3 separate regions of the Homo sapiens genome follow, and all the other regions are linked to region 3. A link is a contact called in ENCODE Hi-C or POLR2A ChIA-PET data. All regions are on one chromosome and are shown on one strand. The core of a region is the stretch at or near the end of the contact, and the rest is flanking DNA. Distances in the headings are between cores, read along the strand shown. Region 1 has its middle 30 kb from the start of CSF2. Region 2 overlaps CARINH (colitis associated IRF1 antisense regulator of intestinal homeostasis). Region 3 holds the start of SLC22A4 (solute carrier family 22 member 4).

The links. A loop is a pair of places that touch in the nucleus more often than their neighbours do. ChIA-PET counts read pairs that join two places held with the same protein, here RNA polymerase II (POLR2A). Pooled maps may share reads with other maps.
Region 1: a loop to region 3 is called in a pooled map, with 10 times the contacts of the local background. The contact joins the enhancer-like site here to the promoter of SLC22A4 in region 3. A Hi-C loop is called at or near these places in 9 of 50 pooled maps. POLR2A ChIA-PET finds 5 or more read pairs at or near these places in 3 of 52 experiments (PC-3, activated CD4-positive, alpha-beta T cell and activated naive CD4-positive, alpha-beta T cell).
Region 2: a pooled map shows a loop between it and region 3 (4-fold over the local background). The contact joins the enhancer-like site here to the promoter of SLC22A4 in region 3. A Hi-C loop is called at or near these places in 7 of 50 pooled maps. POLR2A ChIA-PET finds 5 or more read pairs at or near these places in 2 of 52 experiments (HEK293T and WTC11).

What each region holds. Positions count from the first base shown.
Region 1 is chr5:132,101,761-132,105,948 of GRCh38, forward strand. No RefSeq gene overlaps it. Among named protein-coding and RNA genes, the nearest start is that of CSF2, 30 kb to the left of the region's middle. RefSeq lists enhancers at 1,636-1,930, 1,709-2,088. Within about 2 kb of position 1,996, at least 30 of the 41 ENCODE cell types and tissues checked have a DNase peak (open chromatin) inside an H3K27ac peak, as active enhancers do; they include PC-3, where a contact is called at or near this core.
Region 2 is chr5:132,453,722-132,458,196 of GRCh38, forward strand. The region is part of intron 3 of CARINH (colitis associated IRF1 antisense regulator of intestinal homeostasis); the gene reads left to right. Among named protein-coding and RNA genes, the nearest start is that of LINC02863, 29 kb to the left of the region's middle. RefSeq lists a silencer at 2,221-2,413 and enhancers at 2,692-3,362, 3,363-4,032, 3,960-4,189. Within about 2 kb of position 2,935, at least 30 of the 41 ENCODE cell types and tissues checked have a DNase peak (open chromatin) inside an H3K27ac peak, as active enhancers do.
Region 3 is chr5:132,292,821-132,297,569 of GRCh38, forward strand. It overlaps SLC22A4 (solute carrier family 22 member 4), which reads left to right and starts at 1,574. Exons shown (of 10, transcript NM_003059.3): 1 at 1,574-2,189. The coding sequence starts at 1,797. RefSeq lists enhancers at 547-1,165, 982-1,031 and silencers at 1,262-1,621, 1,692-1,741.

The DNA.
Region 1 (4,188 bases), core at 746-3,245, 190 kb before region 3:
GGTGTGAATGCCACACAGGCTGACACAGTCCTGTCTTTCTAAAGGCAAGGAGCTCTGAGTCCTGTGTGGTTTCCTGAAGGTGCTTCATGAACTACTTCCATTAATAAACTCTTTCATCTTAAATTTTTAAAATGAAATGAAACTGTCCTAGAAAGTTACAGACTGAGTCCCTCACCATTATTGATACCTTGGAGTACATGGGTCTTCCCTTGAGTAGATTTTCTGGGAGCTATTCTACCCACGTCCGTTTGTTGAGATCTTACAGGATTTCTTGCCCCAGTTAAATCTCCTGGGGTAGGCAAAGTGCTCAAGAAGTTGGAATGGGGCTGTGGGGTTCCACAAACAAGGGAAGCACCCAGAGGGCCCAACATCAGTACTCAGGGCCTCCTTGGCTTCTGGCCTGCAGCTGGGGAGGCAGGGCTGCAGTGCTGGAGGGGCATCTCTGTCAGCCTCCTGCAGCACAGGGGCCAGGGTCTGGGGGCAGCAATCACTTTGGTGACTAATAACCTAATCATGGAAAATTACAACTTCCTGAGCTAGGTATATCAGAGGTGGCCACAAAACTCTTTATGATGTGGCCAAAAATTCCTCCTACCACCACAGCCCTTGAAAATAGGTCAAAGACACCTTCTATGGAACTCTCAAAACAGGGCTTAGCTCACACCATCTACCTCCGTCATTGTGCTGCAAACACTGGAGCTTTTGTGAGAATGCTCTCCTCTTCTGCGGTTTGAGCTCAGTTTTGGCTCTGGGCTAATCATCTGTCCTGTCCTACTTGTCTTCCACAAGGGACCGACTGGTCATGAAGGCCATGAAGGCTGTCTGCTGTGTGTCCCTGGAAATGTCTGTCGACAGCCTCTCTAGGCAGAAGTGTTTCTTCTTGTGTACCAACCAAGACCTATAGGCCTCGCCTCATCTCCCAAGCTATACCTCACCACAAAGCAGAACAAGGGTGGACTAAGAACTGGCAGAGACTTATACTTGGCTTTCCAGAGGTCCCAGGTTTGTGGTAGGGGTTCATGAGGCTGGCTGCTGTCTAGATGAGATATGCAGAGTGAGCTCTTTTCCCTGAATGCTGGGCATCCCATCGGTAGTATGGGACAGGGTAAGCTCCTGGCCTGGCTGGCTCCAATGCTGCCTGAGTGAAGCTATGTAACCCTGGGACATCTCTCTTAGCATGCTGATATTTGGCTGCTTCTCTGATAATGGGAGCAGCATTCTCTGGTATGGGGTGCTGTGGAAGACCTAGGGAATGGGACAACAGATTAAAATGGGCTTTGAAGACCCTTGCAGAGGTGACCAGGGAGGCCCAACCTTCTATTTCCTGTGCTCAGGCCTTGGCAGAGACAGAAACCACGAGGCTCCAAGGTCCCCAACCAGTGGGACCCCGACACCAGGAGGACAGGACTCTCAGAGTTCTGTGCCTACTCCTCAGTTTCTTTTGTGTCTGCTGCTATCAGGAGTCCCAATCTACAGGGCTCAATCAGGATGGGATCCTTAGTGTGGCACCTGGGTCAGAAAGCCGCCCCTGCTAAGAGGCTCAGGACAGGGCTAACTGGGAGAAGAGGCCCCACCTAAGTGTCTGCCACCCAAGATGATACTTTTTTTGGCCCAGAAGCCTCATCTGACCTCTGGCCCAGGCCTCAGCCTGGGTGAGGGTGGACATCTCTGTCCTAACAAGATCCTTGGGAGCCTCCAGGCAGTCCCCTTCCAGGGATAAGAGGTCCTGTGTCTGCTTGGCCTAGAGCCAGGCCTGTGCTGAGTCACAGGACTCTGGTGTTCAAGGCCAAAAACAATGACTTAAACATTCTGAAATCCAGGAAAAATCAGCACTGGCTTTCTACCTAAGAACCCTGCCCAGCTAGGCATGAGTTCACCCAGCAAGACAGTGACAAGGACAATGGGAAACTGCCTGTCCCCTGTAGGCAAGAGGAGCAGGGGGCTAAGCCTTGAGCCTGAAACCAACCCTGAAAGATTCTTTAAAAACCCCATATCATTTCATCTAAAATTAGCTTTCAGCATCTAAATCACTTCCTGTTACAGAAACCACAGGCCTGATGCTTCAGTCATCACCCTGCCTGCCTCTAGGGGTGGGGTAGGTGAGGTAGGAGTGCTGCACACAAAAAACAGTGACTATCCAAAAGTGACACAGCAGTCAGGAACCCCTTTCCCCACCCCCCCCACCCACTGCAGAAAGGATGGCTAAGCAGGGCCCTATAATGGTGTTGTTGTGGGGACCAGAGCCAATGTGAACATGCATGTGCATGTAGGCAAATATACACACATATGCACACTCCCCTGCATGCACACTATACACACAGACCAGAGCTTTCTCCACTGCCGCAGAGAGACTGCCGTATGGACAGCCCAAGCACGTCTCCGTTGTGCCCCTTCTGAGCACAGGACTCACCAAGAGAGGAGGGCAAGTGTCTGGCCTCCTTGGAGCATCTGCATCTCTGTTTCCACTTCTCTTACAGCCCTGGTTACTTTATGCCTAATTGGCTGTGAGCGAGGTTAGCCCAGCACTTGGCACTTGGCTCTCACTCATTGTTTCAGCCAACATTGCCAAGTGTTTCCTGTGTGCAGAAAACCAGGTGGTGGCCGGATTGAGGATGTGGAGCAAGTCAGAGGCCATCCCTGTACACCAAGAACTGAAGTTGAAGAAACCAACTGAATCTCTAAACCAGAGATGTCCAATCTTTTGGTTTCCCTGGGCCACTTTGGAAGAAGAATTGTCTTGGGCCACACATAAAATTCACTAACACTAACAATAGCTGATGAGCAAAAAAAAAAAAAAAAAAAAAAAAAAGAAAGCAAAAAATCTCATAATGTTTTAGGAAAGTTTACCAATTTATGTTGGGTCACATTCAAAGCTGTCATGGGTAGTATACAGCCTGTGAGTCATGGGTTGGACAAGCTTGCCTAAACCATCCAGAGAGCTCTGTTCTTCCTACTGCCTCAAGCTAAGCCCTGACCCAAACCTGAGACCTGGATTGAAGGATGCCAGCATCTGTGCACAGATAAACTGCAGCCACAGAAGGAAGACACTGATCATCTGTCACAAACTTGGTGAGTCATAAATAGTGCCACCTAAACCATGAGATAAACTGGGGGTGCACCTGGAAACCAGGTAGCCCCCCTCAAGGGCAGGGGCTTTTGTATTATAGGTCTGCTGCTATTCTCCCAGTACCCTCAATGGCACATGTCATGTAGAAGAGTCTCAGTAAATACCTGGTGGGTGACAGAATGGAGGTGGGTGATTCTGTTGATGAGCAGGCTGGCACCGATGAGCATGGAGTATCTGCCAGCCCTAGGATGGTGCTGTGTCTGTGTCCATCCACTGTATGGTTACAAGAACTCAAGGTACCTGGGATCCCTCAGTCCTCACAGACCAGCTCCCAAGCTGGGCACAAAAGACAATGTATGTTGAGTGTTGTTTCTGACATGAGACTACTGGGACAGTAGGTGTCTGCCTGCTCCAGTATGAGGGATCCCACTACTTTGTCACTGGATGGCTTTGGTTGCAGTGGTTTTCTAACCAAAGCACAATGACCCTTCAGTGGGGTCAGCTTCAGCAAGATAAAGGCCTGGCCTGAAACAGGTGTCTTCTATAAGAAAGACAGAGTTGTGTCCATTATGCCTCTCTCGCTGCTTCCTGGTAAAGGGACCTAGGCATCCCTGGGTGACTGGAATGCCTGGTGACCACTTCCATCCACCCCCATTAGCTGCTGCTAAGGTACACATGAAGTATCTTAGGTTCCCAGAAAGAGAACCCCTGTTGAACAGTAACAAGCCCCAGCACAGGGTGCTAATGATTTATCTGCTTTCACATTTGAGCGTGCTTTCTTGGAAGTGATGGAGAATCTTCGGCCTGAAGATGTGGAGGCGCATGCAGAGTCCTGAGCTCCCCACAGGCAGCTTAGGTGTAACTGAGAAGGAGCTGTGAGCATATCTGGCTCTCCAGCTCCCACAGCAAGCGGGGTCCACCAGTATTGACATGGCTCTTGTCTGCATGATAAGCTGGACCAACAAGGCCAGGGCTCTGCCCACAAAGCTAAACTAGTATGGGGACTTGGCACTTGTCCCTGTCAGGGGAATGGTAAGCATTTTCGCACAGACTAGACATATTTTCCAAAGGCCTGCTTTAAATCAGGCCTTATCTGGGCACTGAGGATACAATTAGGAAGA
Region 2 (4,475 bases), core at 1,685-4,184, 160 kb after region 3:
CAATTCTCTGCTCTACGACGGCTAGGATGACTGGAATGACTCGAGGTGACTGGAATAACTGGGAGTTGGAACAGCTGGGGCTGAAGGGTCCACTTGTAAGATCGTTGTTCACTTGGCAAAGAGAGCTGGAAGGCTGGGCTCAGCTGGGACTGTTGACCAGAGAGACTACACATGATGTCTCCAGCACCATGGCCTGGTCATTGGACCTCTTACGAGGCACCTCAAGTCTCTGGTGTGAGTGTTCTGGCCAGCAAGACAGAAGCTGCATGGCTGTGTATGTCCCAGCCTTGGAAGTCACATAGCTCATTTCCACTGTAGTCAGAAATCCACACAGGTTCAAGGAAGGAGACACAGACCCACCTCTCCATTGGAGAAATGTCAAAGAATTTGCAACCATCTTTTAAATTCACCATACCCTCATCCAGAGTGATATATACCTGGGGTGGGGCAGGGCAAGGTAAGTGGGTGGGACATTGAGTCCCACGCTTCATTCTTCAGACTTTTCCCTCACCTCCCTGTTTTCATCCCTGTATTCATCTGCCCTCCCTCCTGCCTGTCTCTCTCCTGTTCAGTGTCTTTGTCTCCAGCTGTGTGGGGCAGGGTGTGGAGGTGAGACCTGGGGAGGATTTCAACCAGTTTCCTCCATTCATTACCCCCACAGGCTGCTGTACCTCAGCCCCACCAGCCACAACACCTGGACTCCCCAAGTCTGAGCTCCTCCTGCAGGGTTCCAGGGGTAAAGTGGCTTGCCTCCTGTCAGTGTGCCCCTCTGCAAGCCCTTCAGAGCCTAGCTTCCTCCATGTCAGTCATTATTCCTCCACCTGCCTCCCAGCTTCCTGTAGTTTGGGGAACTCTTTCAGCCACTCATGTCTCCTTTACCATTCTCTTTGCCTTTGAGAGTTAATACCATTTGGTTGGTTGGTTGTTTGAGACAGAGTCTCGCCTTGTCACCCAAGCTGGAGTGCAGTGGCACAATCTTGGCTCATTGCAACCTCTGCCTCCTGGGTTCAAGCAATTCTCATATCTCAGCCTCCCGAGTACCTGGGACTACAGGCATGTGCCACCATGCCTGACTACTTTTCGTATTTTTAGTAGAGTCGGGGTTTCACCATGTTGGCCAAGCTGGTCTCGAACTTCTGATCTCAAGTAATCCACCCTCCTCATCCTCCTAAAGTGCTGGGATTACAGGCATGAGCCACCGCGCCTGGCCCCATTTGATTTTTTTAAGAGACAGGGTATCACTTCATCGCCCAGACTGGAGTACAGTGGTGTGACCATAGCTCACTGCAGCCTCAAACTCCTGGGCTCAAGTGATCCTCCCACCTCAGCCTCCTGAGTAGCTGAGACTCCAGGTACACACCACCACACCCAGCCAATTTTTTTTTTAAGACAGGGTCTTGCTATGTTGCCCAGGCTGGTCTTGAACTTCTGGACTCTAATGATCCTCCTGCCTTGGCCTACCAAAGTGCTGGAATTATAGGCGTGAGCCACTGCACCTGGCCCCATTTGATTTCTAGACTAGCATTTTAGTGGTGCTTCAGGAGAGAAAGGAAACTAGGAGTGTAAATAACTGATGTGTTGAACTGGAAACCCTGTTGTACCTCTCTTGTATGGATCTATCTCTACATTGTGTTATAGTCTTCCCTGCCCTGTAACAGCTCTGTGAAGCAGTACAGTGACATTTAACCTTCTGTTGATCATTCAGAGTCCTCCTTATGAAAATACTTGTTTACCTTGGAATTATTAAGCTATTAAGCTATTACCTTGGAATTATTAAGTAAAGCTATTTGTTCTTCCATAATGAGGACCCCAGTCATTTTGCTGGGATTCTTTAAACCTTTCTTCGTGGCCGCCTCTGTCCCTGGCTGCCTTTCATCCTATGTATTTGTGGTGAGAGTGCCACATTACAGCACGTTAGCTTCTGATGTACTCTTTTCAAATGGCCAGCCCCGGTGACTCTGCCGGGCATTGTTTGTTTGCCACCCCCCCACACATCCCTGCTCCAGTTGATTTTCTGCTCTTTCCCACTCCTCCCAGGATTTGACCTTTGTGGATTCCATCAGCCAGGCTCCAGGTCCCCAAGCTTCCAGTTGGGTTTGGCCAATTGAAGACCCCTCCCCTGACCAGAGGTTGGAGGCTGGGAGGGGAAATGGGAGGTGCTTTATCCCCCCAGCTCCCTCCCTTGCCAGGTCTCAGGTCAATAGTGCCTGTGTTTTTCACCCTAAAACCACAGCTCCTGCCGGCAGTCCCCTCCTACTGGTCTCTCTGGGTTCCAGGAGCCCTCCCACCTCCTCCCTGGGGATTGGTGGTCACAGCTCCCACTGTTGCTGGCTGCAGGATGCTTCACCTTTCCTTGAGGGTTTCTCTTCATCTTGCTCACCCTTGGAAACGGTCCTTTCCTCAGTCTCTCCTGTTACCAGTGGAGTGTGCATCTGTTTCCTGCTGGGACTGTGATCAATACAGCAACCTTTTCTGATTTGCATCTAAAACAAGGATACTCAAGCAGAGAGGGTATCAACATTTAAAAAAATAAAACAAGAATAAATAGTCCCTGAGTGAGCCCTGAGAGACTCTCTTAGGCGAGAGTCTGGGTGTGAGCTTTGTGACTTCTCTAGGCTACGCAAGGGCTTTTGTTTGTTCATGTCGATGTTTTTAACTATAATGCAGATAATAGAGGGCAATAGATTAGTGACTTCTGTACTTACTGGAGTGATTTGAGAAGGAAAATAAGCATGTAAATCAAGGGAAGCCAGGATCACTCACTCTCCTGGTCCCAGTCAGCCCTCGTTTTTGTTTAATTTGTGTATTTCGAAGCACACATATCTCTAGGGAAGAAAATGAAATCAAGAACTCCTCCTGGCCACCGGTTTCCTGAAGCATGAAAAGGAAGCATTTCATAAATGCTTTGTAAAGAAGACAACAGGAAGGGGTAGTGTCACTGGCTGGCAAGAGCTGCTGTTGTGGTATTTCACAGACAAGGGAGGTGACGTGGCACATGGGGGCTGAGGTCCCAGCCAGAGGCCACACAGGCACAGGCCTCAGAGCCCAGGCCTCCCTCTGGCCTGTAGACCCTCAGCCCTACTGGACAGGAGGAAAAGGCCTAGGGGACATTGCCCCCATTTCACAGAGAGGAGGCTGAAGCCAGTGAAGCAGAGAGTTGCAGCTTCAGTGGGGAGACACTGTTATGCCCCGCCTGTCTTATTCATGCTTCTTTTACCTGTAGGGATTTTTTTTTACATGGCTACCCTTGAGTGATAGAGCCTTCATCAGCTTAGCTTGTCCTCTTGCAGCCTACGCCACTCTGTGCCCTTTAGCCAAGGAAGCCCAGCTGAGGCCCCGCAGCGTCCCTGCCCAGCAGAGCTACAGGAGGCCCGAGGCCCCTTCCTGTTCACTCTTGCTCTATAGACGCCACGCTGCAAAGCAGATGTGCAGGGACACCACCTGAAGACCCAGCCTGCAGCTCAGCCCTACACACTGTGGATGGTGGAGATCCCAGAGGGCCAAGAGAAGCTTATTGAGACTTCTCTGCACTGCCCCTCCCACAGCAGGAGGTTCATGGCCCATGCATTTCTGGGAGGGTTGACAGGGCCCAGGTTGTGGAATACCTGTCTGTGAGCCCCATGTCCTGTCTTGTCCCAGCTGCCTGTAGTTTGACAGAGTATGCTAGAGGTCAGCCATTGCTAGGGAGGCTGCCACTAACCACACAGAGAGGAAGGAAAATTCTCAGCCACAGCACTTAGAGCTGAGCCTGACATGGTCCTCAGCAAGATGTTGCAAGTTCCTAATCTGAACACAGAGGCCAGGGAGTAAGCATCATCTGGAGCCCAGAGCTGACTGTCATTACCCACAAACATAAACACCCTGAGTCTGGCCTTCTCCCCACCCTGCCGAGGTTGTCAGAGCCTCAGCACTGGCTCTGCCCTGGGTGGCAGCCCCTGGGAAGCCCAGCTGCCACCTCTCTACAAATGGCCCTGTAGAAGCTGTGCTCAGTGATCCACTTCCTGGGGGGGGCTGGGCCCACCTTGTTGCCATTACACCCCATTACAAACTGATGCAACCAGCTTTCAACAGACACTGCCAAGGAAGATACACATTACAACAGCATGCTGCAATACCTCTGCCTGTGCAAGAGACTGACCCACATCCAAAAAATGGACATCTTCCCACCCCAGTGTCTCACTCCACTGAGCTGGAAGTGGCCTTTGTCAGGACCCTGTGAGGTCTTGAGTGGATCTGCTTTTCCCAAGATATTAAACCAGTGACTTTAAATCCTGGCTGCATATTACCATCATCTGGGATATTAAAAAATACTGATGCCTGGATCTTGCTCCCACCCAAAGAGTCTGACTGAATTGATGGGGTTTTCAAACATTTTTTAAGTGTTTGTTGAAGGATGACATACATGCAAAAAAAAAAAAAAAAGCACAAACCATAAGTGTAAAGCTCAGTGAATTTTCACAAAATGAATTTACCCC
Region 3 (4,749 bases), core at 324-2,823:
TTATGGTATCATTACTCAGAATAAACGACCTTATATACGTTCTTGTCTCCAACTTTGCTCTATTATATGGGGTGGAGTAGGGAGATGAAACCCAAGCTAAGTAAGATAATGACCATAATATATCATTCGAAGAAGGATACTTGTGAAAGTAAAGGGAGGCTCTATTAATAATTTCACTGGATTAATAGGCATAAATCAGAGCTGTCCTAGCACATCAGGATGTATAGTCTTATTACAGGTAGGAAACTGAGGTTCCAAGGGGGTGGGAAGTCCTCCTAAGAGGAGGGGTCAGACTGGAAGCTACACAAAAAGAGGCAGAAATGTCCCTCCGCCTCTTAATCGGAGCCTGGGGAAACAAACACACTCGTGCAAAATCTCCAAAGAGGTGAGCTCTTCACCCTGTCAATTTTATCTGCCTCGTGAACCCCAGGGCTCAGGCTCCAGGCCCGGGCTAGCTCACACAACAGCAGAAGGGCCTTAGGTCTGGGCACTGAGCCAAAAAAAGGGAGGCTGTGGTCCCTGCTTTGGTTACCCTGCCGGGTCTGAGCGCCAAATCGGATCTCCTACTTCTCTCTCCCTCCCTCCCTCTGTTCCTGGACTGGGGGCAGGCCCTTCTGCTAACAGAAAGCCTTCCAGTCGGAGAAAGCTCTGACAGCCTGCCGCGATAAAGGGCCCTGGGGGCGTGAGGAGAGCAAGGGGCTCAAAATCAGAACCCAGCGTGACGACAGTGCCTCCATGACTGTGCTCCCGCAATGCGCAGGCTCCATGTCCTGGCGCCCGCCCGCCCATGGACCCGGCGGGGGCTTCCAGGCTGGGCTCAGCCATTACGCCGGCGTGCGGGGGAGGAAACTCGCCTCCCGGGCACTCGGTTGTCTCCTGCCCCCGCCCCTCCCTCCGATCCGGGCCCATCTCTGACGTAGTGTGACCTTGCTCATCCCTTCCAGGCTGTGGGCCTGTTTTCCCTGTGCAAGATGAGGGTCCTGGCTGTCCTGAGGACGCTGTCCGGGCGCCGCCAGGGGTGACCGAATTCAGCTCTGCTAGGACTGTTGGGAAATGAGCTCCCTGTCGGCGTGTGCCAGCCGCCTGCGCGAGGCGCCACAGGAGAGGGCGCGCTCCTGTCGCTCTGCCGCCCCCAGAAGTTTCCCGGGAACCGACTCCACTGACTCGCCCCTCCGCGCCCCACGCGTGGCAGCCTAAGCTCAGCCTCCAGATTGGAGGAGACCGCGGAGGGAACCCTGCTGGGGTCTGGGCCCGGGGCCACGCGGCCCGAGCAGATCGAGGGCCGACCCCTCCGAGAACTCGCTCTCTGGCCTCGGCTCCTCCCTTGCGCCCGCCCTCCCACGTGGGGCCCAGGTCTGGGAATCAGCGCTCGGGGGTGGCTGGGGACAACCGAGAACGAGCTTCTTCCCCGGCACGCGGGCGGAATGGCTGAGCCCAGCCTGGAAGCCCCCGTCAGGTCCTTGGGGGCGGGCGGGCGCGCGAAGCACAGGGCGGAGACAGCCGGGAGCCCAGCCTCCCGGGCTGGGCCGCCCTCCCCTTCCCCGCGCCCGGCCGGGGATGGGGGTGTGGTCCCAAGTGTACAGTGGCATCAAGCTCAGCGCGAGCTCCCGGGAACGCTCCAACGCCTTCAGCCTGTTTCCCAGGAACGGTCCCCGGCTTCGCGCCCCAATTTCTAACAGCCTGCCTGTCCCCCGGGAACGTTCTAACATCCTTGGGGAGCGCCCCAGCTACAAGACACTGTCCTGAGAACGCTGTCATCACCCGTAGTTGCAAGTTTCGGAGCGGCAGTGGGAAGCATGCGGGACTACGACGAGGTGATCGCCTTCCTGGGCGAGTGGGGGCCCTTCCAGCGCCTCATCTTCTTCCTGCTCAGCGCCAGCATCATCCCCAATGGCTTCAATGGTATGTCAGTCGTGTTCCTGGCGGGGACCCCGGAGCACCGCTGTCGAGTGCCGGACGCCGCGAACCTGAGCAGCGCCTGGCGCAACAACAGTGTCCCGCTGCGGCTGCGGGACGGCCGCGAGGTGCCCCACAGCTGCAGCCGCTACCGGCTCGCCACCATCGCCAACTTCTCGGCGCTCGGGCTGGAGCCGGGGCGCGACGTGGACCTGGGGCAGCTGGAGCAGGAGAGCTGCCTGGATGGCTGGGAGTTCAGCCAGGACGTCTACCTGTCCACCGTCGTGACCGAGGTGGGTGCCAGGCCGAGACCGTTGACCCGGGAGTGCCTGACCCTCCCTCTGCGTCAGCCCCCCTTGAGACTCCCTGCGCAGTGCCCGGGTCAGCGCTCCCCTCCCCCTCAAACCTGCTGTTCATACTTCCAGCAGCGGGTGTGCACCCCAAGAAAGAATAGGACTCACGCGAGGCGCATTCCTGGGTCGTTTCTGTCCAATAAGGAGGTGATGGAGAAAGGAGTTTGTCACCAACTGTCTTTTCATTTCCGATTTTCACAACAAATGAAGTTTCCTAAGAACCTAGATGTTGCGTTGGGGGAAGCGCAGCCCCAGGCTACCCAGACGCACTGCCTGAGTCACCTTCCTGCCAGGCATGGGAGGAGGGGTGTGAGGGACCTTGTTACTGGGCAGGGCGGGGCCAAATCTTGTCTGTTCCCTGGCCACAGACTTCTGGAGGCATCAGGAGGTGTACTGCCGTACCATATACTTGTGAGGTTTGGGGTCCTTTCCTGAGGCCCCAGTTTCTCTAAGACAGCAGATGGCCTCCTGAGGCTCATTGGGTGCAAGGAAGCACAGAAGGCGAAACCCCAGCTGGAAGCCCTGGCCCTCAGGGACCTCTCTGAGCACAGGGTGAGTTGGCAGGCAGGGGCTGTAGCCCCTCAGCACCCTGCGTGGTTAGTGGCAGGTTTTCTAAGTTCCAGGAATGAGGATGCACACACACTTCTCCCGCTTTTGCTGCTTCACATCTGGTAAGGACCTGGGTCAGGATACACCTTTCTTCTGAGGAGAGCATCCTCATGGAGCTGTTGCCTGCTATTGGTCAGGCAGGTAGGATTTCCCTGCTGCTAGTCCCTCCTCTGCCTCATGCTCCTCCCAAGAAAAACCTGAGTGGCCTCTGCTAGTCCCTTATCCCTTTCCCTCAGCACGGTATAGCGGTCATCAGACATTGTGTCTGGCCTTGTGCTGAGCACTAAGGTGTGGACATCTGGTGTGTGGAGCCTACCCTCAGATGCCCATGGGGCACACTGGCTGTGTTACTGAGAAGGCTAACATTAACCCTGGTTAGCAATAGGGTTCTGGAACCCAAATTCAAGTCCTGCCTTGCTTGCTATGTGACCTGGGATAAATAAATCACCCTCTCTGTGGGACAATAGGTGGAGGAAATACTCCAAGAAGGGGTGATATGATTTTAGCTGATTCTGAAAATGTGAGCAAGACCTGTCTAGGCAAGAGTATGGGAAATTCAGGTAATGGAATTCTCATATATCGGAGTGGCTGGAACTCAAGGGATGACAGATATGACAAATGAGACTAGAAATGGCCACAAGGGCTAGTTCATAGTGGCCTTCTATGTATACTGAGGAGCTGACTTTATTCGGAGGACAGTGAGAAAATAGTAAGCATTCTAAGGCCAGGTTCGTGCTTTTGGAAAGAGCTCACTCTAGCTGCTATGATAAACAAGAAGACCAGTGAGGAAGTTTTGAAACTCTCCTCTGCAAGAGAATGGTGGCCAGCCAGGCGTGGTGGTTGTCGAATCTGTGGCACCTGTGGGAAGTGGGCTCAGCCCAGGGACTGCCTTTGGATCCCCCAGCATTGGCACCATACCTACCCTGGGCCCTAAGGTGGCCATGCTTCTCTGGATTTGCTTCCCTAGCAGGGGCTCTAGTGCTTGCCCACTCCCTGCCCACAGCATGGCCTGGGAGCAGCTGAGACTGGGGGCCAGCTCATCCCGCGTCGATTCCTGGAAGTGTTATCAGTGCCTGTTATGGAGGCTGGACCCATGAGTGGCAGCCTTCCCTGGCAGCTGGGCTGACCTGTCTGCTTTTCCATTGCTCGCTGGTTTTGTTCACTGTAGGGCGTGAGGGGTGAGTAGCTGCTGGCCTCCAAGTCCATAGCTACTCATGTTGTACGCTGTTCACAGGGACCTCTAAGGATGTACATCATCACACATTCACACACATGCACCAGGATTTGCTTTTTTTGGCAGCTTTTCCCTTCCTGGCTTCCTTTTTGAGTGGTGGAAGTAAAATAAAAAGCAACTAGGGGCTGGGCACAGTGGCTCACGCCTGTAATCCCAGTACTTTGAGAGGCTGAGGCGGGCAGATTACTTGAGGTCAGGAGTTTGAGACCAGCCTGGCCAACATGGTGAAACCCCGTCTCTACTAAAAATACAAAAATTAGCTGGGAGTGGTGGTGCACCCCTGTAGTCCCAGCTACTCGGGAGGCTAAGGCAGGAGAATCACTTCAACCTGGGAGGCGGAGGTTGCAGTGAGCTGAGATCACACCACAGCACTCCAGCCTGGGTGACAGAGCCAGACTGTGTCTCAAAACAAACAAACAAACAACAACAACAACAAAAAACTGGGCTCTGGTGGTTGGGAGGAGGAGGGAAGGAAGCAAGTACCAGGGTAAGCAGGATGGATGGATGGCTCTCCCCCAGAGGGGCGGCAGCACACAGAGTTCTGGAGTCAGACTCAGTAGAGGGCCAGTTTTGACTCCACTGCCAACCACCTGGCTGACTCCAGGCAGGTTACATCACTGATGAAAGCCTCAGTTTCCTTGTCTATAAATTGGGGGT